Regions from separate parts of the Mus musculus genome. Here region 1 is linked to region 2. Evidence: chromatin loops called from intact Hi-C (ENCODE). Cell type or tissue: heart. All regions are shown on one strand. Links, peaks and the distances in the headings refer to the core of each region. The heading gives the core; the rest is flanking DNA.

Evidence for each region. Hi-C counts contacts between places; a loop is a spot of excess contacts. Peaks named below come from ENCODE experiments on the same cell type or tissue, not always from the same donor. Only the 100,000 strongest peaks of a DNase experiment are listed, where the experiment ranks them.
Region 1: a loop joins it to region 2, with 11 times the contacts of the local background. A loop is called at or near these places in 2 of 42 quality-filtered maps.

The regions. Positions count from the first base shown.
Region 1 is chr11:65,331,959-65,342,694 of GRCm38, forward strand. No RefSeq gene overlaps it. Among named protein-coding and RNA genes, the nearest start is that of Gm12295, 49 kb to the left of the region's middle. In heart, for the core only: no CTCF peak of the experiment used is centred there; no DNase peak of the experiment used is centred there; H3K27ac peaks cover 581 bases.
Region 2 is chr11:65,262,483-65,273,218 of GRCm38, forward strand. It overlaps Myocd (myocardin), which reads right to left and starts at 7,507. Exons shown (of 13, transcript NM_146386.3): 1 at 7,162-7,507. The coding sequence starts at 7,216. Gm30586 (a long non-coding RNA gene) reads left to right here and starts at 7,443. Exons shown (of 3, transcript XR_001780238.2): 1 at 7,443-7,781. In heart, for the core only: CTCF peaks have their summits at 5,950, 7,742 and 8,740; DNase peaks (open chromatin) are centred at 6,029 and 7,539; H3K4me3 peaks cover 5,743 bases; H3K27ac peaks cover 6,710 bases.

The DNA.
Region 1 (10,736 bases), core at 1,900-9,899, 70 kb after region 2:
CCTTAGAATAGGGAACAAAATCTCTATGGAAGGAGTTACAGAGACAATGTTTGGAGCTAAGATGAAAGGATGGACCACCCAGAAGCTACCTCACCTGGGGATCCATCCCATAATCAGCCACCAAACCCAGACACTATTGCATATGCCAGCAAGATTTCGCTGAAAGGACCCTGATATAGCTGTCTTGTGTGAGGCTCTGCCAGTGCCTGGCAAACACAGAAGTGGATGCTCACAGTCATCTATTGGATGGAACACAGGGCCACCAATGGAGGAGCTAGAGAAAGTACCCAAGGAGCTGAAGGGGTCTGCAACCCTATAGGTGGAACAACAAGATGAACTAACCAGTAACCCCAGAAAACATAATTTTTAATGAAAAAAAAACCACTTCTGACTAAGAAATTTCCAAAAGTAGATGGTTTCATGGATAAATCCCATCAAACATTTAAAGGCAGAAATTAGTTCTACATAATCTCGCCCTGAAATTAAAAGAAGAAGGGGGAGGTCCTAACTCACTTTATGAAGTCAATGTGACCCTGAAACCAAAACAGAGAGTTATGTAACAGTATTCCTAGAGAATACAAATGATCGTTTTCTCACCAAAATACTGCAAAGGTAATTCAACTGTATATGAAAAGGACTTGTATCATAATTGTCCACTTTTATGATTCCCCCAAACACAAGATAATTAGATTCTCAAAAAATCACCATGACCAAACATGAGAACAGGCTAAAGACACCACGACATACCAATGAAGGCCATAACCAACGCTGGACAGATTCTAACTCATCTGTGTCTGAAATTCTCAGAATCTGAATGGAAGGAGGCATCCTTAAATGTTTAAAGAATGCTGATGGTTAAACATTTATAACCTCCATTTAGGCTTATTGAAATGGAGAATGACGTCATCGAGCTGGCACAACAACATCTCACAAGCTTGTGTCCACTTACAGAAAGTGTTTGGCTTCATTTGTGGACAGAAGTACTTCTCTGGAGGTTTTAACACTGGGTTGAGGGTTGTAAAGCTCAGTAGAGCTTTCCTTGGGGAAAGCCACTTGAGAAGGCAGGAAGCTGACCAGGTTGATCACCAGTGGATCTGTAAAGAGCTCTGTTTCTTTATGAATTTTGTTTTAGTTTAGCTTGTATGTCTTCCTGCCACCAGCAACTACATATCTGAAGTTCTAGCAGAAACCATGTTGCCTTTGGTCTCCAGTCCCCACAATCCCATTGGCTGTTTCTGGATGCTGAAGAAGCCCCATGACTCAATATTGGCCCTCTAGGTAATGGCCTTGAAGACTGTTTTATACAGTCAGGCTTTTGGGAGGAATCAATGAATGCTTGTGTGTCAGGCTGGAGTACAAAACTGCCCGTGGACTTGCCTAGTGCCCCACCAGTATAATCAGAGTTCAGATCCAATGTCAAAACTGTACTTGGTAACATGAGTGACTATCTATAATATCAGTGTGACTGCTGTAAATGACAGGATGACGTTCTCCAGAAGCTCACAGACTAGTGAGCCTGGCTTACACAGTGATGAGGAGACTCTGCCTCAACCAAGCAAGAACAATGAAGTGGCAGCTATTGTCTCTCTTGATTTGGGAACAAGCTATGTCCCAGTCACTGGCTTAGCAGTAGGAGCTGTCCACATGTGTCCCCAACTTTGCACCATTTGGATTCATTCTGTCCTCAGTTTCTGAGTTCTGTCTCCTTCTAACTTACCTGCTGTCTTCATGACCATATTTCTCCATATCAATGAAGTGGCAGCTACTGTCTCTCTTGATTTGGGGACAAGCTATAACAAACAAAACCTTCTGAAGCTGATGTAAAACAGGCATACAGATGGCTAGGATAGAATAGTGCTCCAACAAGGTGTTCAAGACACACAGTGTCTGCTCAGGAAACGGTCTCTGGAAAATGCTGTCCATTTGCAGAAGAATAAGATTGGGCCCTACCCTGGCTTCAACAGAAGTCAACTGCAGTAGACAAAAGATTAGAAGGGTGAGGTATGCTTTCATAGCTGTGGCTGGAGAACAAGGGGTGCACAAGCAGAAATTGATAAGTAGAGTTACACCCACTGAAAAGCTTCTTCCCAGCAAAGGAGACAATCAACAAGTCGAAAGGAAACTGAGGGGATAGAGAATGGTTTACAGACCACACTTCTGATAAAGAGCCAATGACCCATAATACTAGATCGAATATGTAAGGAATGCCACAGCTCAGCATCAAGACAAAAGAAACAGAAAATGATTCCTCCTTCCCTGAATTCTGAGAGAGAAAAAGCAGCAGCAGGAACAGCAACAGCAACAGCAACAGCAACAGCAACAGCAACAGCAACAGCAACAGCAACAGCAACAGCAACAGCAACAACAACAATATGAAATCATGCTTCTGCTGTGTAGCCCTAGCTGATTTTGAACTCACAAGTCCCTTGCCCCAACCTCCCACATGCTGGGGTTGCAGATGTCTGTGCGAGCCTAGTTTGTCCGTTATGCTCCATATTTTGTGTGCCAGAGATTCTTCAGAGCCACAAATTGGCAGTTTGCCTCTTTATTCCCCACGGAATGGGAGAAGTCTACTTATTTCTCTGTGTGAAACGTTTGATTCTGCCATGTACTGACTGGATTATATCATGTTCTTCTGCATAGTCTTCTGGGGGATGGGGCAAGACCCACACCATTTCTTCTCTGATATGCCCTGTTCTCTGCTGCGTTGTCATTCCACTAGGGACAGGGACAGGCCCTTTCTGGTTTGTGAGCCCCTGTGCTTGGACAAGCTCTTTCCAGTCTGCTCTCTGACTTGGCTGCATGGACCCCAGGGTCCATATGGGGTCTTTCAGCTATGTACCAGTCACTGGCTCAGCAGTAGGAGCTGCCCACATGTGTTCCCAACTTCACAGCATTTGAATTCATTCTGTCCTCAGCTTCTGAGTTCTGTCTCCTTCTAACTTACCTGCTGTCTTCATGACCATATTTCTCCATATCGTTCTGAAATCAAGGAGCATATTCTCTGCTCCAGGATCCCTCTTGGGGGTTCTTCCCACACTACCTCCCAGGGATGAAGGCTGGCACAGTTTGCCTAGGTCTGAGAATCTTCTGAGGACATGAGCCTTTTAGCATTGAAACTGACTTCCTAATTAAAGAAGGGTCAGGCAGAGTATCTGTGTTTTCTCCACTTCTGATGCCATCTAGATGTGAAAGACCGACATTGTTCACCAAACCCAGTTTGCTCTCCAGTATCATCTTTATGTAATAGACATAGCTGTTTGACCATTTCTTCCTTGACTCATAGCTCAGGATATTTGACCAGCTGACATGGGATAAGGTCCTTGATTCTTGCACCTTGTTCCAGTAAGCTGATGACTTTCAGTCATTTTCATGCGACCTGACACCCCTGCTTGCTTTCCCACAGTGCCCCTGTGTTTTAAGTGACAGTTTCTCTACGTGATGATCATCGCTAACATGGCTCAACTTCTTCCAGACAAATGATAGGACTTCTGTGCTTGGATGGCCATCAACAGGCACTTCCTGGGATGTTCCAGTGTATAGAGATGTTCTAATTAATTGTCCCCAGAGTGGGGACAGCAAGGATAATGAGGTGAAAAGACTGTCGGTTATTTTTTTTAACCTCAGCACTACCACAGACCTCTTGGTCAGAAATGTTATTTATTGATTCATTGATTGATAGAGCAATGTCAGAATATTGTTGTGTGAGCCAGGCTAGTTTAACACTTAGGGGCTCATAAGATGCTCCCACCTCGGCCCTTCCATGTAGCTGGAACTACAAGTGTACACCTCTGTACAAGCTCCTAACAGGACTGTTTGTCCACAAGTCACATTGGGCTTGCCTGCTGCTGCCCTGGTGCTTCTCGCCATAAAATCCAGCACACTTCCCCATCAGATTCAGGCATTCCCCATCTATCAGATTTCCCATAAAGCGGAAGGCTCCTGGATCTTGGCTCTTTTCCTACATACACTCGGCACATAAAAGCATAAACAAGTCTTTATTTTCATGAACTACATTAGTTCCTAACACAGACTTCATTTACAGCATCTTAGCCATGTCCTTCACAATGGTAGCCCTTCTTTTCCAGGGGTTGTTAGACAATTGTCTGAGACACGCTGGTTGCATGCTGTTGGCTTCTCCCAACGCTGTTCATGACCTTCCTCACTTAGCACACAAACTCATTCCCACCCCCTCGCCCAGCTCTTATTTAGCATTCTGGCGTCTGCTTGAATGTCATGACCTTTGACAAAATCTGTACCCATCCCCAGATCACACCAGACTTCCATGTTCACGCCATCATGATAGTGATTGTCTTCCTGCAGTCACGTGCCCACACTTCCACAGAGTTGTCTGCTTGGAATCAGTACCTCTGTCACTATGTCTACTTCTAAGGTCATCCACTACCAGTGCGTGTGCGCTGTACTGTAGACACTCTACATCCTGTTGTAGGTGGACTGTCTACTCATATTTTCAACATCGCTGAATGAGAAGAAAGCTCAGCCTAACAAGGAAAGCCAATCTACAGAAGCTAAGCAATCAATAAGACTGAGACTTGGAAAGCAAATGTGCATTTTGTACTTGAGCGCCTGCCATTTTTAACTACCACATTTTATCTGGTTTGTGTTTGAGACCCACTCTCACACTGCCTTCCTTTAAATAACCCGATTTATTTTGCTCACGGGTATGTTTCCTGTGCTTGGTTTTGTTTCTGTAATCTTTTCGGTAGCTTGCTTTCTGCTCATGCATCTCTGTAAGCAATGGCAATTGAGTACTCAGTCTAGACTAAGTGCAGTTTTAGACACTGGGAGAGTCATGGACAAAATAGAACGCTAGCTGTTGTGGAAGGGCACTTCCTTTTAGCAGTGGTCGGAAGTGACAATAACAATAAGAATAATATCACTTACACACGTGACCAGTGGTGACATGTGCTGTAGAGAAACACCACAGTGAAGTAACAGGCACCAGGAAGTGCATATGAAGGAGTGAAGCCACTAGGAAGGGCACCCCGAGAGGATGTCCTGTCTTAGGCATGTTTCCTTAGTTTCCTTCCCTTTTGATTTTTTTATGTGTGTGTCTTCCTTAGGAGAGAAATCAGTGGTCAAATGTATATCTGATTCTTTCATTTCTTTTGTTACTTTGTGGGGGTGTTTATTTAAAAGATACCTTTATTACCCTGTGTATGAGTGTTGTCTGTGTGTCTGTGTATGCAAATGTATGCATGTGTACTTGCATGTGCGCTTAAGCGGGGTTCGTGTGTGTGTGTGTGTGTGTGTGTGTGTGTGTGTATGTGTGTGTGTGTGTGTGTGTGCATGCATGCAGGCATATGCATGTGTTTGTGTGTGTTCATGGAAGTTACTTGTGTGTGTGTGTGTGTGTGTGTGAGATGTAAGTGATGAGAGCAGGTGGAGGTCAGAGGGCAAGTTGCAGACATTCATACTCTCCTTCTACCACACAAATCCCAGGGACCTATTAGACTTGGGTCATCAGGCTTGGTTCTGAGCATCTCTACCTACTTAACCATCTCACCATCCCTGTTTTTATTTATTTATTTATTTTTGAGACAGGGTGTTACTCTGTAGCTCAGGCTGGCATGGAATGTGCTATGTAGTCCAGGCTGGCTCAAACTCACTGGAGTCCTCCTGCCTCAGCATCCTAAGTGCTGGGATTACAGGACTGAGGCACCTGACAAACCTTTATTTCTTTATCATGTTCAGACACTAATTCTGGATTTCATGCAAGCAAGGGAGCCAGAGAAAAGCCCTCTCTTTAGTTTCTCTTTAGCTCACCTGCAATCAGCCTCGTTAGTTGAGTTATGTTGTAGGACAGTCTCCTACCAATTATCTGAATCCTGCTTTACTAGAGACGGCCAGTGGCACATCTCCGACACGTTTTATAATCAGTGTTCAACTTGCACCGAACGCTGCATGGCCATGCTCTGGCTGCAGCAGATTGTGCCACACTGTATCTCCCTAGCTTTTCGTAGGTTTGCTCTTCAATAGTATTTCCTTGGCTGCTGTTTTCAGCATTTAATTATTTATTGAAGTAACTAATTTTTGAGACTGGGTCTAACTATGTGGCCAGACTGCCCTTCTGCCTTAGCCGTGGTCTTCCCAGCGGAAGGATTACAGGTACCGGCCACCAAATTAGTCTTCTCTTTAAATTAAAGATTAAGTCACTTGAATGTTTTATTTATAGCTGGTTGGGCTGTAGTTTTGTTTTTGTTTTGATAACTTGCTTTACAAGGAGGTTTCAGGACAAGGTTTTGCCCCCAACAGTACAGTTTATGGTGTTTTCCTCTTGTTTTTTCAACATTAATAAAAAAAGTTATAATATTTTTCTGTGGTCATAATTTTCAAAGTTGTTTAGGCTAATTTAACCAACACTTTTGATGTTTTTATTGAAGCTTCTCTATTTCTCTCTTGGAAACCCTAGCTCAATGACCAAATCCTTTTTTTTTTTTTTAACTCAGAATGTTCAGTGGATGTTGTGTTTATTTTCCTTTTATATATTCGCATGTGTCTGTCTCGAGGTAAATCATTTGGTCTCATTTCTGTGTCTGGGGAGTTTAAGATGTTGCTTCCTAGAAACTTTAAACCAGTTTGATTCCTTTCAAAGACAGCTTTATGGAATAGATCTTTCCTTCTTGTATGTATCTGTTTATGGGATGAGATGGAGAGAGGCCCTGCTCTTTCAGATTAGGACCCTTCCTGCTCAAAACATCTAAAACCTGATAGGCTGATCTCATCCTACTTTTCAGTTTGTTACTGTGATAAACACCCCTGACCACAACCAACACAGGGGAGGAAAGAGGACATTTGACTCCTAATTCCAAGTTACAGTCTGTCATTGAGAGGCAACCAAGGCAGGAACTCAGAGTAACGAGTCAGATACATGTAGAGGAATAAGGACTTCCTGGCTGCCTGCTTGCTTAGCTGTTCATGCTCTCAGCTCATTCCCTTATACATCCAAGGACCCTAGGGAGTGATGTCCTCCATGCTGGGATGGTTCTTCCTGCATCCATTAGCCATCCAGACAATCCCCCATGGACATGCCCATCAGCCAACTTGATCTAGGCAATCCTACAACTGAGACCGTCTTCCCATGTGATTTTATGTTGTGGCATGTCTACATTGAAAACTAGCCAGCAGATTCATGTTGTGCCTGTGTTTCCTTGGGACTGCCTTTGTTAGCATTTTGTCTAAGCTCTGCCCTACAGTTACCAGGCAACAGCCAGGTATGTCTGACTCATTTTAAAAAGGCTCACCCCTTCTCCTCTCTTCCCCCACTCCCTTCCCCCTCTTCATGGCTGGCCTCTACTTCTCTACTCTCTCTCTCTCTCTCTCTCTCTCTCTCTCCCTCTCTCTTTCTCTCTCTCTCTACATTTCTCTGCCTCTACTAGCCTTTCAACTCCCCTACCCATGCCCTGAGTAACCTCTATTCTATACGATACCATCATGTGGCTGGTCCCTCAGGGGGAAGGGATGCCTCAGCTTGGGATCCTGGAGGCACCCCCCTTCTCCCATACCTCACCACACATCCATCAAAACATATCCTACCTCTCTTTACTTTTTATAAACATATCAGCCTTGCTGTTTTAATTATATAAATTCCCTGCGAATAGCTGGGCATGGTCTTTTCTGCTTAGCTCATTGAGATGTTTTTGTGGGGTTCACACTCTGAATATACACTTACCCACTGTTATCGCTCATGTGCAAGTCTTTGAATTTTCTTCCTATTGTTTTTTATTTGATGTCCTAAGTTTGACCATCATGCCTTTCTTTGTCAGCAACCTATATTATTTTTAGTATATTATTAAATATTATTAACATACAGTATATGGTGGATATTTATTCACTTCAGCATAGCGTTAGATTGGAAAAGAGTCTCCCCACTCCCACATTTCCCTGCTGTGCTCTCAGCTTCTCCAAATTCCCCTTGACTGCCTCCTTATGTGTCCTTTGATCCCCTTATCTCTTCTTTCTGTTTGGAGCCTCACAGACATAACCCATAAATTCTCTGACACAGCTACTATTGGTTTGCAGTGTTGACTGCCTTGCAATGCGAGCCTTTGGAGGCAGAGTCTCCCTCCCTCTGCTTATTTGCAGCTCCCCCCCCCACCCCTGCCATCAGAACATATTATTTATTTATTTATATTGCTCCTTATCTTTAAATGAGAATTTTGCTCCCTTTTTTTGGATCACAAATTCACTTATAAATGTATCAGAGGACATTTTACAGGGTATAACATACATTTCTGGAGTGGAGTTTTGTTAAGGGTGCAATTTCCCTCTTCCATGAAGAAGGCTTATGATGCATGTGTATGCATATGCATGTACATGTATGCATTATGTGTTCCTGTATGTGTATGCATGTATGCATTGTATGTACGTGTATGCAGGGGTGTGCATGTATTCATTATATATACATGTATGCATGTATTTATGCATTTATGAATGTCTGTGTATGTGTGCATTCTGTTACTTTGAAAGAGAGCTTACATCATTATATTACATTACATTATCGTCATGTGTCTACCTTGCCACATAGGCTACTGGCTTTTGTTAAAAACAACACATTTCTGTAATTTTTTTCTTCTCTTCTACATTATAGAATGGGGCTTGTAGCTGCTATCAGTGTCCAGACAGCACCCAGTGGAATGCTCTGACCCAAACACTTGGGCAAAGAAGTACACGTAGGACAACAGAGGCATAGGGCATAACATAACAGAGGCATAAAGCATGTGGGAGATGTCTTGTCATTGCCTCTGTGACCCAGTACTGTGGCTTCAGTGCTGTGGCCTTACCCTCTTGGAGCTCCACTAACTTCTGTGAAATTTGGGTTTCTTTCAGAGGTCTAAATTATTAGGACAGATCGAAATCTGCTCTCTGGAAAATGACAAAGTCCTCACTGTGTTGCAATACTGGAAGCAGAAGACAGTGGAAGAAGGCTCTGGGGACTAAGAGACTTGGCTACCAAGCCCTTCAGATGTAAGAAAGCCCCCAGCAGTTATGGGAGTGCAGGTGTCTCGCTGTGGATGTTCAGGCTTCTCAGGCTCAGAGTAGGCTGGGTTTCATAGATATGGGGGTCAAGCAGAGTTTTCTAAGGGAACACAATTGTCACTTAAAAGGGAAAGCTCCAGAATTTATAATACGTGAAGCTGGGCACAATGGCACATACTTATTATCTCGGCAAGAACAAACAGAAATGACCTGAAGATGCTGGGGTGGAGCGAGGATAGTGCACTGCTTTGGGGACACGCTGCTTCCCAGTCTTGGCTGTGGGACACCTCTGTCTAAAAAAGCTTTAAGCTTCACCAAGACACACTTCCTTCGGAGTCCCTCCTGACCATTGGTAGCATTTGTCAAATGGGAGGATGGGCTTGGGGTTTGGACAGTGATGCTCCGTTTTCCTATCTGACTAAGCAATGACATCATTGTCATAAAGAACATCATATTTCTCTTGAAATGCAATTGTTTTTCTCTTCAAAAGGGAGTCTGCTCATTAACACACACACACACAATACAAATGAGTGCTTGGCTCATCTATGGAGCTGGTTTCTTCAAAGGACAGCTGATAACACCCACGGAGTTGACACACAGTCGTCCTTGCTCATGGCTACAACATGGATGGTTTAAATGTCTCTGCATTCACAAGTCTGAGAAAGAACTTGGAAACAAAGCCATCTGCAGAACTCTGAAGCTGGAAAGACAAGATAATATGGTCACTAATGGATAGCTGAATGAATTACTGAATGAGTTAGTTCATTTGTTCCTCGAGTGTTATTGCCAGACAACGTAATATGGAAAGGAACAAAAATAGATTTGGCCTTTGGCCTTGTGAAATATGCAGTCTAGACTGGGAGAGAGACAGGAGTCAAATCACCATAGCAACAGATAAAATTAAACTACAAGGTGACCTTTGACCTCTGTTACAAGAGCATAAATGCGTATGGACTGCCTCATACTGGTAGGAGAGTCGAAAAGCACAGAACATGAGTGGCATCACAGCTCCTGATGCCCTGATTAAGAAGTGCTGAGCTCACTTATTCAGTAAAACAAACACGGATTACTAAAACATAGACGCACACACAGACACACACACAGACGCCCATGCACATACATGGATGGACAGACAGACATATAGACACGCTTACACAAACAGATGCACACACACACACACACACACACACACACACACACACACACACATGCTTTCCTCTGTACCTGGAATACAGGTTTGAAGGTGGGAGGAACCAGTGTGCTTCCAGAGGCAGGTGACAGAGTCCTGCCTGATAGGTCTCAGTGAATGAGTCCTTGGCCAGCTCCAACTTTCTACCTAAGGCTAGGTCCAGAGTCCTCCAGCTTACTGATTTCACCTAAATACTTCTTTTAAGATATGAATTGCCAGATTTCTGGATAATCCATCCATTCTCAACCTGGAGCAATTTTGCCCACAGAGATGTTTGACCACTGCTTTAAGATATTACACGTGACAGAACCAGAGGGGCCTCCCTTTGGCTGCCTTTCTGTCACACAGTGGTTCTCTGTGCTGTCCGATGCACTGATAGACACAGTGCAATGTATGGTTAGGGAAGACAGTTCATATAGACTCAGTGCTGGCTAAGGTTCCAGGCACCCACAGGGCCTGTGACATCCTCACAGATAAGAGGAAGCTACATACCAAACAGAACATGCAGCAAAATATACTGAGCGTGTAATGTCAGGGCGGGTGTTTC
Region 2 (10,736 bases), core at 1,345-9,344:
GGCCTTTCAAGGAGGTTGCTGCCCCGTTCATGCCGAACAACACTTTCTGTGTTTAACTGTTTTTGTTTTGTTTTGTTTTGCTTTTGCTTTTGCTTTTGCTTTTCTGAGCTTCACTGAAACATCTGGAACACTTCCTTGTACCTAAAACCTTGCCCAAAGTCATGTAGATGCCAAGGCTCACTGGCTCCCTAAAGGGCGTGTGCTTCTAGAAACAGCGAACAGGACAGTTTTCAGTCTACTTTCATCCTGTCAGATCATCTGTGTAACGGAGATGGGCCAGGGCGTCCGTTCTTGAAGAAATAGTGGATGCCTTTGTGCCAATAGACAAGGGTCCCCGGAGGGAGCTGTAGCAGAGGCTGGAAACCTTCTCTGTGTGTTCATCCAACAGGGCACCAGAGAGTGTTGGTTAAGACACAGCATTTGAGAGCACTGGGTCCATTTACCCTTGCAACACACACCAAGCATCACTAATCCCTACTCGGAAGATCACCCAGTAAAATATATTTTACAATATTACAAGGTTTTCATTTACTTTGAATCTACAGCTTGTCATAGGGAGGTAACATGGCTGAATGTAGCTCAGAGAAAAACTACTGCACCCGAGTCCTCCAGGAGGAGAGTGAAAGAATTTATCCTCCCTCATCTACAGGAGAAAAGAAAGATATTGTTCTCCCTTCAAAGACTCCAGAAAGCATTTGGAGGCATTCTGGGGAAAAAAACCAGGACAGCAACAAACCTTATTTATTGTAGATTTCTGGGGATAAAGGATACGTCTTGTTTGAACAAAATTTGGCGAACTCTCTGTTTTGTCTAAGAATAGTGATCCACATCTGGTTAAGTAAAACTTGATTTATTAGCAATTCTGGGAAAAAAAAGATAACCATTACCTGCTTAATAAAGCAGAAAAATCTAAGAGCTTAAAGTATAACGTTGCAAAGCCATTTGGCTAATGCCTGTTGTTATTGTTGTTAATCCTATTTATGTCCATCAGAATCTTTTAACTACTTCAGGTTTCTGTCCTGTGGAACTCACATGCCAGTGTGTCAAGCAAGCCATTGCCATGAGGGGAGTAAGATTTCTCCCTGTAAAATGAGTTCTTAGGAACTGTCAGAGATCTTTCTCCCATAGAGCCCTGCCGGCTGCAAAGACCATGAGTCATTTTGCCAACATGCAAATGGAGGCCCAGAGAGCAAAGCTAGCTTTCCCAAGGTCACACTGTCAGGGAAGATATAGTAGCACCCACGTGGCTCTGCCTCCAGGACGGAGGGAGTCATAATTCTGCAGATGCCTGCAGAACGAACCTGCTGGTCCTCCATCCGCACCTGGACGGAGATGCCAGGTGCCTGCTCACCACCTGTCAGGGAGCTTGTTGTGGGTAAATTGCATCTGCTCTCATTCAGGTTAAACTCCTCTTAAACATGTCATATTTTAACCCTGGGACATAGAACTTGGCTTCTGCCCTGTATTTAGGTTTTCTTCAAATTAATCTACTGTGGATTAGAGACCACCGAAACAAACTCAATACAATGTGATATAGTCTTTTTCTCTATCTGTCATATAATGTAGCAGACAAAATGAACGCCGTTTGCTCTTGCTTTAAAAACAAAAAAATACCTACTTCTACTCCCTTCCACCCCTCCTAGTGCTGGGGACTGAATTTGGAGCCCTCTGCATGCTAGACAGGTACTCTCACACAGGCACCATCTTCAGTCTCCCCTCTCCCCCAAACACTTTTTTGTTTGTTTCAGAGAATCAGAGGTCACAACTCAGTCATAATCCTTGGTGGGTGGTAAACAGCCACACATTACCATCTGCCCAGAAGTGATCTCACTTAGTGAATCTGACCAGAGCAATTATGCACATAGCCACCTCCAAACTCCAGAGTAGACCCTACTTTCTGTCTTCAGAACATGCCCCTCCTAGTCTCGTCCGCTTTGATATCCCTTTTGCATTATGACTCTCTACACACTGCCCTCCTTTGGGACGTAACTATTGCTTGCGTGTGAAGAGCTGGCTGAAATTCTCAAGAGTCTACTCACCTCTCTCTACATCCTCCTTTAAGTTAATTTCAACCCATACCCACGTACCTAAAAAAGATGGCCTTTTATTGATTTTTGAACAGTCTTAGCTGGGGGATATGACACGTATTTATTTCTGAAGTCCCAAGGATCCAATCCCGAGTCTCCTACGCACATACTGTATTCCTGAGGGACATCCAGCTCTGAGCACATGTTTTGTGGGTTCCCTTTCTATGCCACGCCCTGGCCTAGGTGGTAGAGAGTAAAAGGCTGTAAACCAAAAGCAGATAAGAATTTTTCTTATACACATAGAATAATAATATACCAGTACATAAGTAAAATGTTTAGTCTGTGCAAAGGTTTGGAGTGGATAGGAGATAAAAATAGGGAAGGAAGAAGGGCCGGGCTTTTGCATCTAACTCAGATAGGGAGAGAAAGCCCATGCTGTATGAATAAATCCACTGCTATCAGACTTGGGGACGTGACCCAAGTCTGACCCTGAAAGTGTCTTTGCCTTTTACAAACGATTTAAAATATCACTGGACATGGAGGCACATGTCTCTAATCACAGCACCAGGAGGCTGAGGCAGGCGTATTACCCATCCTGGGCTACGTAGTAGGTTATAGCTAGCCTGGCCTAGAGAGTGACCTGGTCTTGAAATTAATTAATTAAAAGATGAATTAAGATACCTATTTTAAAAATTAATCATTTAAAGCCCAATTCAGTACAGTCTCTCTTTTTTTTTTTTTTTTTTTTTTTTTTTTTTTGGTGTTTTTGAGACAGGGTTTCTCTGTGTAGTCCTGGCTGTCCTGGAACTCACTTTGTAGACCAGGCTGGCCTCGAACTCAGAAATCCGCCTGCCTCTGCCTCCCGAGTGCTGGGATTAAAGGCGTGCGCCACCACGCGTCTCTTATGACAATGCTTTAGTGTTTAAATTTTAACACTTGTACTGTTTAAAATTTCACAAAAATAGTTAAGGCCATTCAGTTGTGGGAAAAGGTAAAGTCTTCAGGCTGAAAAAAGCTTCAGAGATGAATCAGTTAAAACCTTCGGTTTTGCACAGGACAAAAACAAGATCTGAAAAAGCCAAATTAAATCGACATCTCTATAGGTTATATGTCATAGGAAAGGCCTTATTTTAGGTTAAATTTCTTGTCCCAAGCTCTAAGACTAGCTAGTGGCTCAGGCAGCACGGGGATATTTTTTATCATATAGTGGACATTTCTTCCCATAGTGTCTATGATGGTAAATCAGGGGTCCCCATCCCCATCTAAAGACCTCAGCTTGTAAGAGAGACAATCCAGTCTGGTTAAGGGTCTAGATTAATTAGGAACTCAGTAAATCTACTACATCATCTGCAGGACGAAGAAAAGAGGGACAGGAAGGGTCTAAAATCCCTCAAGGAAGACCTGGGCTTTCCATTGGAGAAACTACTCACATACGTGGGGGCCTGGATCCTGGGCATCCACTGCCTGCCTGGATTGTCCCCAGCTTCTTTTAGCTATAGCTGTGCAGTATCAGAGTCTCCTCTTTGCCAGGAAGGCCGAGATGAACCTGCTGTCCTCCTTCCCTCTGAATCCTGGGTCTGCTCGTGGGCACCAGGGTTCCTTCTCATGCCGTCCCTACTTCACGCTGAGACTTAGCTGAGATATGTATTCTGTATTTTGGGGGACCCAAAATCTCAAGAGGCTCATGGGATATTGGACAGGACAGCAGAGTGTTGGAAAAACAGTCCCAGGACTGTAGGTGATTGCCAAGGAAAATACGATAGGCATAACGAAGTGCGTTTCAGAGAAAACTCCATCCTAAATATTGATAAATACTGAAAGCTTTATCATTGTTTGTTCAAAATTAAAACTGAACAGGGTGTTCCGTATTCCTGTTTGCCAAATCTGACAATTCTACACTTGTGGGGAGGGCAAGGCTGGGCAATGCCAGGTACCAGAGTTAGCCTTGGTTTGGGCTGATTGAGATGGGTAACAGAGAGAAATGGGAGAAACAAAACAAAACAAAACAAAACAAAACAAAACAAAACAAAACAAAACAAGGAAAGGCATTGTTTCTTTTGAAACAAAACCCACAAAGGAACCTCTCCATTTTTCTTTTTATCTGCTTGTATTCCTGTGTGGGCCCTTGACCCAGAGAATGATATGAAGAAAAAAACTTCAGAAAGTTACACCAATTACAAGAACTGGATTACGAATGAGAAAAATGAATTCTGTAAAACGTGGTCGATTTAAAAATAACAACCGTATTGCGTCTAAGCAAGCTGCCCTCTACTCGCCCACCAAGGCCACGCAGCCTCATCAGCTCACTTGTTCCCACATGATCTTTACACCTCCCAGGAGCCACGGACAATACCAGCGTGGCCTAAGAAACCACATCATTTCACCTGGACATCTACAAGCTAAGAAACCAAGGTCTAGAAGGAAGCCACGGGCGATTGATGATCCCACTGCTATTCGTCCTGAGCACTGTTTGGCCAGGGCTCACCAGCATGTCAATGTCCTAACTCAGGTACTTGTGTTATCAGATTTATCTCTTCTAAGCACCATGAAGTCACCAGCATTCTCCACGTATGAGGCACGTAAGATGCAGAAGAGCTATGATGCTGGCCTAGGTTAAAGGTCATATAGCCAAAACCAAAGAGGTGATGGCTTGAAAACCCAGCTAGTCTGACCGAGACCCGCACATTCAGCCATGACACCCTGCTTCTGCTAGGTAAGATTAATTAACATCACTAAACATGTTCACAGATGTAAACATTCTGAGTCCCAAACTTTCATGGCAGGTCAGTCAATCACACGTCTACTTGTAAGTAGGGAGTTGGTAAAACATGGTTGCTGCCCACGCCAGTTTCAGAATGAGAGGGACTGTCTGGAGATGGTGGACGAGTCCTATCACAGCAAGCCCATTGCTATAATCGTAAGACAGTTTACTTTCAGTTAGTTTTGAAACATTAATTTTAAAATCATACTACCAGGATCTACTATTGAAGTGAATATTCACTGCTATATACGAAGTTTTAGAGTTGGCAGCTGGAATCCCTCAAGAAAGAAATGGGGGTGACTGAGAGGGAGGGAGGGAGGGAGGGAGGGAGAGAGAGAGATATCAAGGTGAACAAGAGACCTTCCTCATTCATTTTTAGACAGAAAGTGAAGCAAAGTCCCCTAGGCAGAGGCAGTTAATACAAGGCCAGGCAGGCCTCAGGGCCACATGTCCACCATGGTCACTCTGTCCAGGAACTATAACCAGTAGCCATCAACTGATTTACAATCTTACAATAATGTTTTTCTTTCTCTTGTGTAAGATTATCAAGCACAACACCTAAGATGCGCAACTGGCTTTGTCTGTCATCGATTCCAGTCCCCTCAACTTTTAAATCAAAGCTTAAATTAAGCTTCCTACTTCTGTATTATGCTTCGACAAACTACCTTCCTTATGACAAAAATGCCTGAAAAACGTGGGATTGGTGCCAGGCAGTGGTGGCACATGCCTTTAATCCCAGCACTTGGAAAGCAGAGGCAGGTGGATTTTGAGGTCAGCCTGGTCTACAGAGTGAGTTCTAGGACAGCCAGGGCTACACAGAGAAACCCTGTCTTAAAAAAAAAAAAAGTGGGGTTGGACTTCTTCAAAGCTCCAGGATAAAGATTCGCAGGGTCCAGGTAGAGACCTCAGGCCTGCACAATCCACTGAGTTAGGGGTTAAAATAGTGCAAACAGTTTTCCCTCTCCACCATATTTCAGCTGAGGAATTCCTTGATAAGTCTGTTTTGCAAGCCCACTATCAAGAACATCACCAAATCCTTTTAGAAATGATCCAGCAGCCTCTCCCTGTCCCTCCGTCTACCCCATTAAACTGCACGGGAGCAGTTGAAATAAACTCAGCTTTATGCAAAAACAAAAATGACATCCTTGCTCCCTCAGAAAGGTGGCAGTATTGCCTTGTGGTTTTGAGCAAATTACCAAGCATGTGAGGTCTCTGATGAACAAACTAACCACCTCACCTCAACATGGAAAGGACAAACGTGCATGGCTGACCCCGGTGGCTAGTGGTTAGGAGACACACCCCAGGCCTCCAGAGGCACTGTGGCTCCTGGCCACTTCAGCTCTTAAGTTTTCAACTTGCCTCACTAAACAATCCTTCAAGAAATCCCCAGAGTGTCCCATCCACACCTAAGGATCAGGAACAACTGAGGTGGTTACAGAGGCTCCTTATGGCCCATCACCCACTGTGCACAATTTCTGAGCCACTCATTTCAAGACAAACAGTTGAGTAGCTCCTTCAGAAGGACCAAGGGAATTGACAGAGTGAGTGGCACCAGCATCAGCCAGCACCTGTTACATGGAAGGCTCACACCAGAGCTATCCACCAAAATGTTCGTTCTTAGAAGGTGCCCTGCCATCATTGAATGGCCCTGTTACCACTGTTATAAAAGCAAGAATGGGCAAAGCTAGGTAGCCCTTCCAGGATGCGAACGAGGGAACACAATCCTGCGTCTTCTGTAGGCCCCCACGTACCCTTTCCTTATACTCACCTCTCCTGAGTGTCCCTCCAGAAGTTTCTCTGTGTGCCACTAACACAACAATTTTAGGGAAAATTGTCCATTTATAAATATCAGATGGTTTGGGAAAAAATATTTGTGGCGCTGGTTTTTTTCCCCCATGGTGATGTCATTTAAAAATTCTTGGTGTGCTCCAAATTCGCTATTTTTACTTCCTCCAAGTGACTTTTTTGGGAAATACATTTGTTTGGATTAGCTACATGTTAAGTGACCCCTAGACGTCTCACAGTCCTAGGCACATTGTCTCAGCGGTTGTAACTGATAACGCGCCCACTCTATAACTTCAGATCCTGGAGTTGCCCATTTCAACACAGTTCCTTTTGGGTCGTCCCCTTAAAAATGTCTATTTACCGATAAAGGAAAATATAGTAAAATAAAGTAAAACATTGGATTATTCGTAAACAAAACTCAAACTTAACACAGGTCAAAGGGAAGACATTTGAAGGCATTCAGTCAAACACAGTGTTCATTTTGGGGAAACAGAGGGAAGGCCGCCACCTCAGGCCCGAAGCATTCATTGTAAAGCAGTTGAGTGGTAGAGATGAAAAGTTTAAGGAGTGCTGAACGCCTTACTCTACCTGATCGGAACTTCCTTCTAATCAGCAAAGAGTGTTCAGACCCCAGGAGTGTCATGGTGAGTCTCAGCAAGCCGCTGGTCGTTGGCCAGGCGCCCCGCTTTCCACCAGAAACTGGCTCCCGGGAGCCCAGAGGACAGCAGCTAACAACCCAGAATTCATCCAACTCTTGGGGAGCTCCCTTGGGTAGGAGGACGCACAGTGGCCGCCAGTGTCCCCAGAAAACTGGCGCCTCCCCCCTCGCCGCTCGCGAGGCTAATTAACTCCCAGCAGGCAGGACCCTCCTCCTCTGAGGGTGGCCGGGAACAGCCGCATCCTAGGCGTTCCTGGCTGATGTCATAGGCTGCCAGCGGTCGCGGAGTACCGCCACCACGCCTTTATGAAGGTCCCAAGTTTGCTATCTGATCCTCTTTACTACTGACAGGAGATCAGCCAATCAGGAGCGGTGAGCGGGGCCTGGGGACCAGACGCGGCCCCAGGAGTCTTAACAGCCGGCTCTTAACTCTTTGCAGAATAGTGCGCCAAGGCTGCTTGCCCAGGCGGGAGTCTCTGCACTGGCACCCCTAAATCGGATGCCCGAAGGCTGCAGGCGGCGCCCGGCGTGCAGGTGGCGCCTGGCGACGGTAGGAGTGTATCTGCTTGTCCTAGGTGTGCATGTCCCTGGTGTCCCCAGCTTACTGCAGGGCTCTGGAAGGTACATCTCCAGAACGCGCTGGAGCCTGGGCCAAGAAGCTGGGTTGGCTTGCAACTCCCGGGAGCACCCGCTTCCCCTCTGTATCCGAGCGGTGGTGCTTCAGGAGACCGATGCCTGGAGCAGCTACTGAGCGGCTGAAGAAGTGGCAGAAAGTCTTTCCCTGTGGTTGGATGTTCTCTTTGGATTCACAAAAAGTTTGTGTCTGGGGACTGAGCCCAGAGTGCGATTGGTGCAAAAGTTGAGCGTACTATTGAGCACTCAACAGGGTAGGATTCGGTGGCCTGGGCAAGCCAGATCGGAAAAGTGCAGAGGTTTTTCACGTCCCTTTCATAGTGGGAAAGGGACCCAAAGAGGCGCTGAGGATGCGCGTCTCTGGGGTGCCTGGGGTGACAGGGTCCCACGTGCATCATTAAGTACAACACATGTTCTAAGACAAAGATTTAGATAGTTGGAAAAAAAACATTGAACTGCATACATACAACACACAATTTGCCACTATTTGCAACTTTATATGCACGTGAGCTCCCAGATACAATTCTTTACATCTCCCCTTTTGTCTCAAAGCTGTGAATTCTTGAAGAGAATGACAATGACAGGTGGAGGCCTAATGTAACAATATCTGTTAGGGACTAATCTCTGCCCTGATCCGGGGTCTTCTGCCTCTATCAACTGTTGCTGAAGACACCCTAGGGTGCCCAGACCTTCCTTTTTCCCATTCTCTGGGTTGCACCAATGCACTTGAATCTTGGAATTCGTTTTCTGAGATAGGTAATGCTCCTCCTCACTAAATCAGAGAGGAGGTGGAGCCCTGCTACTCAACTTCCTCTTGTGAATAGGGTTGGGCAGTACGAGCCTACAACAGGCTGCCTCCTGTGGTAGCCTGGCAGTGGTTGTGCATTCCACAAGCAGTGCTGAACTGGGCTGTTCCTGTGGGAACAGATCACAGCCGCTTTAATGGCTTACATCAATCCCGATTCATTACCTTGCAGGTTTGAAGGCTGGGAGTCAGAAACTGGTCTCACTGAGTTAAAAAAAAAAAATCAAGGTGTTGGCAGAACTGTGTTCCCTTCTGGAAGCTCATGAAGAGACTCCATTTCCTTTCCCTTTCCAACTACTAGAGGCCACCCATGTTCCTTGGCTTCCAGCCTGTTCTTCCATCTCCCAAAACAGAAATTGTGGGTCAAGTTCTTATTACATCTTATCAGTCTAGCTCCTCCCTCCCCACCTTCTGCATCTCTCTCTGAGTTAACCTTACTTTAAGGAAAAACTCTGTCAGGCTAGCTGATGATGAATCCTTATTCCCACTTGCTATGCAATGTAACATAATTGCAGATGCCTGAACTTGGAAGTGAAGGGGAAGATGTTGTATTGTGTGTTACATAGAGAAGGTCTCTCTCGTCCCAGCTCATCAAAGAAGAGAAACACAACAGAGGAAGGACTGGGAGGGGTCAGGCCCGCATGTCTAGAACAGCCCTAAGCAGGGTTGAGATGCATGGGGCAGGGGCGACTCCAGAGAAAAGAGGTAGCAGGATAAGGGACATCACAAAATTATCCCATGGAGGAAACTCTGTGAAACATGAAAAAGAAAGAATAGAAGGAAAGACCCAAAGGAATGTTTACACTGAAGACAGCAAGGCTGAGGAGATGCCCACGGCAACTTAGTGGGGCTTTCTTTATTCAGTGGGAGTTGTGATAAAATCAGCTGAAGGATCCAACCAAGGGTCTTTCTGACCCAGAGGGACGGAGGGGGTTGGAGTGTGTGCTTGTGGACAGGACCACAGTCCCTCTTTTGCTGGCTTTCTTTTATTGTTATTTAGTGAGATTAGTGAGATGAGGTCTCCCTGCCCTAGGATTTTTTTTTTTTTTTTTTTTTTTTTTTTTTTTTTTTTTTTTTTTTTTTTTAGTTTTCATCTCAAAAGGAGTTTATTCATTAATCCTTAAAGTAATATTTTAACTAATTCTTCAAGAATTTCATATTATCAATTTGGATCATATTCATGCTCCCTACCCCAACCCGATTCGATTCAGATCTCTCTCCACCTTCCTTGCCTCCCTACCCATCCATCTCTGAGCTGCCCTTGAGGTATTGTCTTCCTCCTCCTCCCTCCTCTTCCCCCTCCTCCCCCCTCCTCCTCCCCCTCCTCTTCCCCCTCATCCCCCTCCTTCTTCCCCTTTTGCATTATTTAAAGCCATTGTGTTAGGTTTGTGTTGTTTAGCTGCTCTTGTGAGTAGAGCCTGTTCAGGTTGACCACAGTCTTGCCTCAGCCTCTGGAGTGCTAGAATTAAAAGAGTAGAGCAGCATGCCTCCGTTCTTATTTTCGCTTCCTGGCTTTCTCCCTTCCTCTTTCTCCCATCTCTCTGTCTCTTGGTCTCACCCCACCCCCAGCAGCTCCATGGATGAGTTGGGAAACCCTGATAACCACAGTTCTCCTCGATTTTTCCCATCAGAGAATAGAGCAGCTGACTTCTGCCCTCCGGGATTTCTAGCCCTTATGGCTTTGGGATATCTATGGATATAAATATGTGCATTATAGAGGCTCATCCTTTGCCCTCTATGCTCAAATATTTTTATGACTTTTTTTGGTGGAATTTGGACAGGCTGTTCCCCCAGGAGAATGGAATCTCAGACAGCTGCTGTCAGAGTGTAGCCTAGCAATGTAGCAATGGCTGCTGCTACGATCTTACTCCTCCATGATGATTCTTCAGTATTCTTCCCTTTTGCTATGGAACTTTGCTTCAATTTATTTTACTTTACTGCTAGTCAATTAAAAAAAAAACTGTGTCACAAATTATAGTAACATGGCATGTAAAGACATGCACTAATGGAGCCCACATGCAAGGATGCTCTCTCAAGATTGTAAATTCTTATATAGGGATGAAAAGA